Regions from separate parts of the Homo sapiens genome. Here region 2 is linked to region 1. A link is a contact called in ENCODE Hi-C data. All regions are on one chromosome and are shown on one strand. The core of a region is the stretch at or near the end of the contact, and the rest is flanking DNA. Distances in the headings are between cores, read along the strand shown. Region 1 overlaps TMTC1 (transmembrane O-mannosyltransferase targeting cadherins 1). Region 2 overlaps TMTC1 (transmembrane O-mannosyltransferase targeting cadherins 1).

Region 1 (4,569 bases), core at 1,554-4,053:
TTTAAAAAAATAAATAAATAAAAAATAAAAAAAAATTACCGGGCCTGGTGACTTGTGCCTGTAATCCTGGCTGCTTTGGAGGCTGAGGCACAAGAATCACTTGGGCCTGAGATGCAGAGGTTGCAGTGAGCTGAGATCATGCCACTGTACTCTAGCCTGGGTGACAGAGTGAGACTCTGTCTCAAAAAAAAAAAAAAAAAAAAAGGATGTTGGAACTGAATCCTAAACCCTTTATAGATTGTGAAGCAGTGAAATATAAAATCAATTGATGTAAAATTTTTCTTGAATAAATTTTAGAGCTGATAAATTGGCAACATTTGGATCCTAGTATACTGAAACATAGGTCTTACATTGGATTCCTTTCTGTATGACTAATAAATTGGTCCTATATGGGATAAGAGGAGCCTCTGAAAGACTGAGGAGAATATAGACTAGAAAATAAAACACATTCGGTGTGCTTCTTTATATGTATATTTTATTTCATGTATATATTTGAGACAGAGTCTTGCTCATTCACCCAGGCTAGAGTTCAGTGGTGTTATTATGGCTCGCTGCAACCTCTGCCTCCCAGACTCAAGTAGGTGGGACTATAGGCATGCCCCCCCATGGCTGGCTAAGCTTTTTGTATTTTTTGTAGAAGTGGGGTTTTGCCATGTCACCCAGGCCGGTCTCAAACTCCTGGGCTAAAACAATCCATCTGCCTCAGCCTCCCAAAGTACCGGGATTATAGGCATGAGACACTGTGTCTGGCCTGCTTCTTTGCATATGTATAGCACAATATAGGTTTTAATTATCGTTAAGTCTACAATTTGTAATTTTCTTTGACCCACCTTAATACACTGCTCTGCTTTTTCTTACTTTTAGTCTTGCTAAAGACTCGCTAACGTCTTGCTAAAAGTAAGAACATTCAACAGTCCTTTTCCATGCCCAAATCCCTACTAACAGTGATATTAAAACTAATTGTGTATTAAAAAAAAAACAAGAAAGGAAAAACAACTGATAATGAAGACAAGTGTACAACTGTGGTGGAAAAAATATTTTAGTTCTAAGAGGCTCTTTTTAAAAATAGCAAATCAAACAGTGTGACAAAAATTAGATCTACTTATTGTAGATAGCTAGATACAGATCATTATCATGTTGTTATTTCACTCTGCTACTTTTATGAGCACGTATTTCTTTATGTGAAGTTCTAAGGATTTGTGTTTTAATAAGTCATTGTTGCATCTGTATATGTCCTCCTTAAGAGCCCAAATAACGTACTGGTTATATAAAATCCTGTAAATGTCTTTTGGGGTACCTGGATTATATAGCGCTACATTCAAAAATCATATAGATGAGTATTTTACCCATAGAAGCCAAATATAAAGGCTTGGCTACAAAATGGCGTTTCTTGTTAGGAATGCTATTCTACAGTTATGATCATAATATGGTGCTGAATTTGGCTCTAATTGAAAATAATGGCAGATATTCTTATAAGTTTCATTTTGCTAAGACCTGAGCAAAAGATGGATGCTCTAACTTTCCTTTTTCAATTTTCATCTTATCACTGCTAACATCTTAAATTAGTACATGTGAGTTAAAAATGCATTTTGGAACTTGGCAATGGCTACTTTTCACAGTAAGAGGAGTTATTGGGTAACCAACACAGGATTTTTTACCCCTTCTCTTTTTCAGTAAAAATCAATTCTTGATGATGATCCAAATCAACAACAATGCTTTACATTTGTATAAGACTTTACTGTTTCCTGAGTGCCTTTTTTTTCATGATGCCCTTACAATGAGTCTTTACAGTGAATAGGAAAGAAGAGAAAACAAGCTCCTAAGAAGTTAACAGAGGTCCAAACAAGTTATCCTTGTTTACCTCCTCTTGCCTGTTACACCATAGAGCCAAGTGGCTGTATCTCAGCATAGGTCAGTCATAGAATTCAGTAGATTAAAATAATGATAAGAGCTAACTCTGAAAAGCTTTCCAGTTTACAGATAAGTTTCTTTTAATATTCATTATTTAATCTTTAAAACGATCTATTAGGAGATATATTGCCTTCCTCATCCCCATTTTACCGGTGAGGAAACCAAAGTTCAGAGGTTTTATGTGACCTTGGCTCAGGCCATGGCAGAGCCAGGATTGAATCCCTACCCTTGAACTCCTTTTCCTGTTCACTTTCCATTACCCACGTGCCCAAATAGCTTTCCAATCCAAACATTACATAATATTAGACTGTTTAATGGCATGCAATTGCCTTTTGGGAGAAAGGACCACCCTGCATCTCTCTTAAAGAAACAGCAAATTTGATTTCCATCACCCTGAAGTTATGTTGCTAAGTAACAGAGAGAGATGACCCAGAAAATAGCACTTAGATAACTGAGCTTTATTTCTGCTTACCTTAATACATTTCTGAGCCATAGCAATGGGTCAAAGGCAAGAAGAGGATAAAAACACTTTCAATTTGATTTGACTTAATCTGTTTTACTATTTATTCACTTTAAGATGTACACAATATTGATTTCTCCATTGAGTTAACTTTTGAGTTATTGAGTTAACTTTAAAAAATTGTATCCTTCTTTATAACCTGGAACTTAATGCTCATTCTGAGAATCCAAGTTATCTCTTTAGATGTGAACAGTTTATATTTGATAATCCCTGAGAGGAAGCACTATCATTATTCCTGTTTGATTAATAAGGAAACTAAGATTTGGAGAAAATAAGTAACATGCCAAAGTCCTTTAGTAAGGAAATAGAAGACACAGAATGGAACCTAGACCTGCTCTAGCCCTTCTGCCCCTAACCACCGCACTCTACTGCCTCCTTGTGGCCCACCTGAAAACTGGGCTACAGCCTGCAGCATCACTGCCCAGTAGAAATGAGAGCCATACATGTAATTTACATTTTTTTAGGTAGCCAGATTTTAAAACATTTTAAAAAGTGAAATTATTTTTAATAATATTTATTTAACCCTAATGTATTCAAATTATTTTAGCATGTGATTAATATTAAAACATAATTTTTAAAATTTAATGTGAGAAATTGAAAATATTACTGAGATGGTGTGCATTCTTTTTTTTTTAAATGAAATATTTGGAATGCAATGTGTGCTTTACACTTACAGCACATCTCAGGACAGCCATATTTCAAGTGTTCAGTAGCCACATGTAATTTGTGGCTACTATATTGTACAACACAGATGTTTATTAATAACCTTGACTTCGAAAGAAATATGAGTCTTTGTCCAGGCCAGAAGCTCTAAATAAGACGTGACTCTATCAGAGCATCCAAGGCAATCTTATAGCAACTCATTTGAATTCTTGGAATTATATGACAGACGGCTTCAGACCCATTCATAGCAGCAGACTTCACTGAGTGTTATCCAAATATATCTGGCCCCTTTTATGACCATTTCACTGGACTTTGCAGCTAATATGTCATGATGCTGTGCAGCACATTTACAGTGTGAGAGGTTGATAAGAAGCAGCTTTCCATGCCAGCATTCTTAATTTATATTAATTCTTGTTGGCTTTGGTTAGAATTTAAAATGTCAAAAAAAAAAAAAAAAGAAGAAAGAAAATAGGCAAGATTAGCATGAACTTTTTATGGATGAACAGAGCGGAAGTCCCTGATGGCTCAACAGAATATAATAGAATATTTAAATTCAGGATATGGGAAAAATATTTCTGTGAATGCTCTGTTAAAATAGCTGTTGGTGTTTATTACTGAAATGGAATATAAAAAGAACTTCTTGAAGAACCATGTCATACCTCCCTTATTGCCAAAACTACCTTTTGTTCACATAATAGAATATGAGTGTTAGGTAGGTATTACAATAAATCTTATAATCAAAACTCAGGGGAAAATGTAATGGAATGTCCAATAATTGAACTATATAGCAGATGAATTTGATAACAGGATATATTTGATTTACTTTAGTCTGATCCTTTAGAAAATTGAATATCTAAAAAATATTAGGAGGCAGAAATAAGGGTAACCATTATCTTTTAAGTGCTAGGGATATGTTTCCTAATACCTTTGGCACTAGCCACACAAACTTTTATTTCATAAAAAGGAAGTTGATACATTCAAGATAGTAGTTTTTCTCTACCTTTTAACTGAAGCCCCGGAGAGTAGACAATGCCAGCCACATGGATAAAGAAAACTTTTTAACACCCTTACTACCACATTAGTATACCAGCTTCAGATGAGCATTTTCTGCATCCTCCTCTTAGCATGAAATTCTATCCCCCACTCTGCACCCCTGTGGTAGTGACCTGTTCCCTCCACCTTTAGTTACTTCTAGTCCCAATCCCATTACACTTGCTCCCCTTCATCTTTGTCCAAATCATGTTTGTTTCTCTCTAGCTCTGTCTCCCTGCTCTTTTTTTTTTTTTTTTTTTTTTTTTTTTTTTTTTTTTTGAGATGGAGTCCCACTCTCTCCCCCAGGCTGGAGTGCAGTGATGCAATCTCCCTGCTCTTTTAAAGCCCAGTCCAGCATCTCATAACACCATCCTCATCCCTGCCATTTCACAACTTCTTGTACCTTCTTCCATCATCCTCAGGGACTTGAGCACCAGGGCAGT
Region 2 (4,459 bases), core at 743-3,242, 160 kb before region 1:
TAATGAGTGTTTTACATAAAAAGTGGTTTGCACACATATACGACCACAGTGTTAGTGGTTGTTCAACATAATGTAAGATAAACACCCTGAAGTGAGCAGGCTGGTTAATTTGGGGAACTTTCTTCCACATCGGATGTAGTTGAGGGGAAGTTTGCGTTATATTGGAGAGCTGGAGAGCAGTGTCCCCTGATGAAGAGCTTCCCAAAGATGACCTGCTGATGCTGGGTTGCTCTTTTTTTTTTTTTTTTTTTTTTTTTTTTTGAGATGGAGTCTTGCTCTGTCTCCCAGGCTGGAGTGCAGTGGCACGATCTGGGCTCACTGCAAGCTCTGCCTCCTGGGTTCACGCCATTCTCCTGCCTCAGCCTCCCGAGTAGTTGGGACTACAGGCACTCACCACCATGCTCGGCTAATTTTTTTTGTATTTTTAGTAGAGACGGGGTTTCACTGTGTTAGCCAGGATGGTCTCGATCTCCTGACCTCATGATCTGCCTGCCTTGGCCCCCCAAAGTGCTGGGATTACAGGCATGAGCCACCACACCCAGCCAGGGTTGCTCTTTAAAGTGACTCTCAGAGCTCTTTGCCAATTAATTGGATGAGGAATTTCAGCAGCTTTTTAAAGTCCTGCCTCTGGGCCCCAAATCCCTGAACATCTCCAACATCTGCTTCAACTGTTCAGTCCTCCTCACTTTGTTATAACAATGTTAGAAATGTAGTGCCAGCTGCAGTTTTACGGTCTGAGTTTAACCAATGACACCAACACCCGTCCTAGGTCAGCATCCTTAATTTTTGGTTTTGGCACATGGAGGATAATGTACACAGTATAAATCAATATGTCTAAGAGGAAAGGAAAGCAAAGTGCTAAAAGCAAAATTTGAACTCATAGAGACTGTTTTACTTTAATAATCCCTTATAGTCTCCCTTTCCAAATTATCACATGAAACTTGTTCCTGAATACATTTTCTTTCTTACCTGTTAAAAACATTAACTGTAGCCCTGTGCAGTGGCTCAAGTGGATAATCCCAGTATTTTGGGAATCTGAGGCAGAAGGATTGCTTGAGGCCAGGAGTTTGAGACCAGCCTGGGCACACAGTGAGACCCTGTCTCTACAAAAATAATAAATACCCAGGCATGGTGGTGCATGCCCATAGTCCTAGCTACTTGGGAGGTCGAGACAAGAGGATCGTTTGAACCATGGAGTTTGAGGCTGCAGTGAGCTATGATTGCACCACTGCACTCCAGCCTGGGTGATAGAGTGAGACCCTGCTCTGAGGGGGAAAAAATATATATATATTTATATATTATTAATATATTTATATATATATTTATATATTATTAATATATTTATATATATTTATATATTATTAATATATTTATATATTAATAATATAATTTATAATAATATAATTAATATATTTATATATTATTAATATATTTATATTATATAAACATTATATTATATATAAATACATTATGTATTAATATATTTATTATTAATATAAATATATAATATAAATAGATTATAAATATAAATACGTTTAATAATATATAAAATTATAAATACATATTTATAAATATATAAAATTATAAATATATAAATATAAAAATAATATAAATATAAAAATTATAACATAAATATAAAAATATAAATATAAATATAAAAAATTATAAGTATAATAAATATAAATATATATACATTATATACAATATTTTATATATATTATATATAAGGATATATATATTTTATATATATATATCCTTCTTTAAAAATCATCTTCTAAAGGTTCAGGTAGATCATGACAAGGACATTTGTGATCTAGGTTGATGACAAATACTAGGCATCCGCCTTATTTGGTTTCTCAGCCACATGTTTCCTGAGAGATCCCTGAAATAGGAGTGTGGTTCCAATGGCTGCAAGGAAAGAGCAGCCTGCAGACTAATTGGCATGCAGCTGGGAGCAAGAGCAGCCAAAGTGACTTACAAAAGATCTGCTGTGTCCTAACAGGCCTGGAGATTTCCTGCAGACCCCGGCAAAGTGGTTCAGGCTGTGTTTGGAGTAGCTCAGTCTGAAAGCCAGTTAGATTGTGGCAGCTGCTTGATTAAAGAACGCTGTTCAGTAGAAAAGAGGGAAACAAACGAGAAAACAGAAATAGACTCTACGTACTGATTGTTTGACTAGAGACAGATAGAGACCCATTACCAGTGAGTCTAACAGGGTATAGCAGTATCAGAACAACCTAACTTTGGCTGGTCATTTCACTTTTTGGCAAGGTGTTTGCCTCCCATGTGCTATGGATTTTCTCTCGGCTTTATTTTCTCTCAAATGATGGTGAGACTCATGTTCTGCGATTGGAAAGCACTTTAGGCTTTTCCCTGTTTTCATCTCTATAGTTAAACTCCTATAGCAACCTCAAGAAACCTATCCTACAGGTTAGTGCACAGTAAAGAGTAAGACGAATTATTAAAAGCCTTTTAAAACACCTGTAAATATAAAGGCATTAAACAAATTTTAAACACATTTTGGAAAGCAGAGGCATATCTAGAAAAGTGTTGTCAAGTTGTGATTGGTGCATTACCATCTGGCATCTTGTTCCTACCCAGGAAAGAAGGCCAGAGAAAAGAGAGAGAGGCTTATGGAAGTGGGATTTTTTTCTGATTTCTTTTCCAGTTTTTTCTGTTTATTTAGAAAATCTGTGAATTTTTTTTTTCAAAATTTTTATCTGAATGTACTTGTATTTTAAAAGTGGAACATGGAAATGTATTGTTCTTTCTTATTTGTGTTAATGTGGAAATATTTTTTCTTTTCTTCCTTTTCACTTTCTTACCCAATGTATTGTTTTGTTTTTCTTAGCTCTCTGGGTATTGCTCTGAAGCTTTTTTAAGTGAATTATCTCACTTAATATACACACAGCCCTATGAAGTTGTTGTTAAAATTTTTATTATTTCCATTTTGCAGAAGACTGGCTGAGGCTCTGAGAAGCCAAATGCCATTAGCTTAAGGTCACACCTGGTGATGTCAGCATTTGAATCCAGGCAGTCTGACAACATCACCCCACTGCAACACTGTTGCCAATCTCTGAAACTTTTCTCCAAATATTGAAATTTAATTGCCTCTTATTATACTTGCTTTTTGAGTGTGTTATAGATGGAATAGAGTATTTTGTTTTCTGATATATAGTGCAAAAATAAACAAAAACAGTATTTAAAAATATATTCTTCATCTTGGCATTTGACTCTTGTTCAATATCCTTTCTTGGTGATTTTTCTCTCGTTGTAGAACTAGTCTGAAAGGATATTCTCTTGACAAAACAATATTTTCTTATACTCCTATGTTTAGGAGAATAAGAAATTACTTCATTTTCTCAGAAGAAAATCGAGACGAAATTTTGTTGGGACTTGGCCCTTGATTTTAGATGCTCATTTCAACTGCAAAGCTTCAAACTTTGGGAATCTCTCTTGTTGCAGAGGCTCTATCTCCTATTATATAAAAACAGGTTAGCCTAAGGGCTCAAGACGGTACATTCTAGGTTGATATTTGGGTTTGTGTGTGCTTCTGGCATGGAAAATATCTTGTCTTTAGAATGTATTTAACAAACGCAAGTTTTCCCAAGGACCTGCCAGTCAGCAGTTGGTGTTGACTTTGGGTATCCTGAAGCACTGTTTGGAAATGTGCATTGTGGCTCTGTCCTGAAGTGGGCTTTATGGGTAAAATACTTTAAAACTGGGAGTCAATGGGCTTTAGAGAATTCCATTGTGTGCAATATTGGTTTGTTTTTAGATTTTCAAAGGGGGCTCAGTGGTTAAGAGCTAGTGTTTTGGATGATCTCTGAAGTGACTTCGACAAATTATTTGTTCCTCTGACTTTTGGTGTCTATTATAAGAGACATTTGCTCTGCGCTGTTCATGTGCATTTATTTAATAAATAAAGTGCATTAAGTTTTGTGGTAGCTTTCTTTAATTTATCATTCCCTGGCTGTATTCACTCATTCATTTATTAAAATCTTGTGCCAGGCACAGTACCAGAGTAAAGCAAAGTGAATCAGAGCACCTCATTATATATTCATTCTGCAATTCTGTGCTTTTCTGTTTTAGCTGTTATCACATTTTCTGTATGCATTTGTGTGTTGTATCCTTCTGGAGGTCAAGGCTTGTCTTGTTTCCTTCCCTGACATATCCCACAGTACTGGGCACACTGCCTGGCATATGAAAAGATCTTAAGCAATATTCCTTGAATGAGGACATCTTGTGTCTCCTCAGAGTACCTCGTTTCTCAGCAGGGGTTCACTACATGTCTTCCATGAGTAAGTATTCACCAGAAATTTGAGTGTCTGACTTGGTTCTGTGTGTCAAGGGGCTAGAAACAAAAAACACTGTGGCTCTCCAGCCTCAAAGACCTTGTAGTGTAGAAAAGCGGGAGAGAGGACCGTATTTAAACTTCAGTTTTTAAGTGCTGTGGCAGGTG

Evidence for each region. A loop is a pair of places that touch in the nucleus more often than their neighbours do. Pooled maps may share reads with other maps.
Region 2: a loop to region 1 is called in a map of Caco-2, with 1.9 times the contacts of the local background. The contact joins two enhancer-like sites. A Hi-C loop is called at or near these places in 1 of 168 maps with a recorded cell type or tissue (Caco-2) and 2 of 50 pooled maps.

Annotation. Positions count from the first base shown.
Region 1 is chr12:29,550,770-29,555,338 of GRCh38, reverse strand. All of the region lies in intron 10 of TMTC1 (transmembrane O-mannosyltransferase targeting cadherins 1), which reads left to right. The region is part of intron 5 of LOC105369714 (a long non-coding RNA gene); the gene reads right to left. Among named protein-coding and RNA genes, the nearest start is that of OVCH1, 55 kb to the right of the region's middle. Within about 2 kb of position 2,803, at least 4 of the 41 ENCODE cell types and tissues checked have a DNase peak (open chromatin) inside an H3K27ac peak, as active enhancers do.
Region 2 is chr12:29,707,809-29,712,267 of GRCh38, reverse strand. The region is part of intron 5 of TMTC1 (transmembrane O-mannosyltransferase targeting cadherins 1); the gene reads left to right. Among named protein-coding and RNA genes, the nearest start is that of TMTC1, 74 kb to the left of the region's middle. RefSeq lists an enhancer at 1,695-2,239. Within about 2 kb of position 1,992, at least 10 of the 41 ENCODE cell types and tissues checked have a DNase peak (open chromatin) inside an H3K27ac peak, as active enhancers do.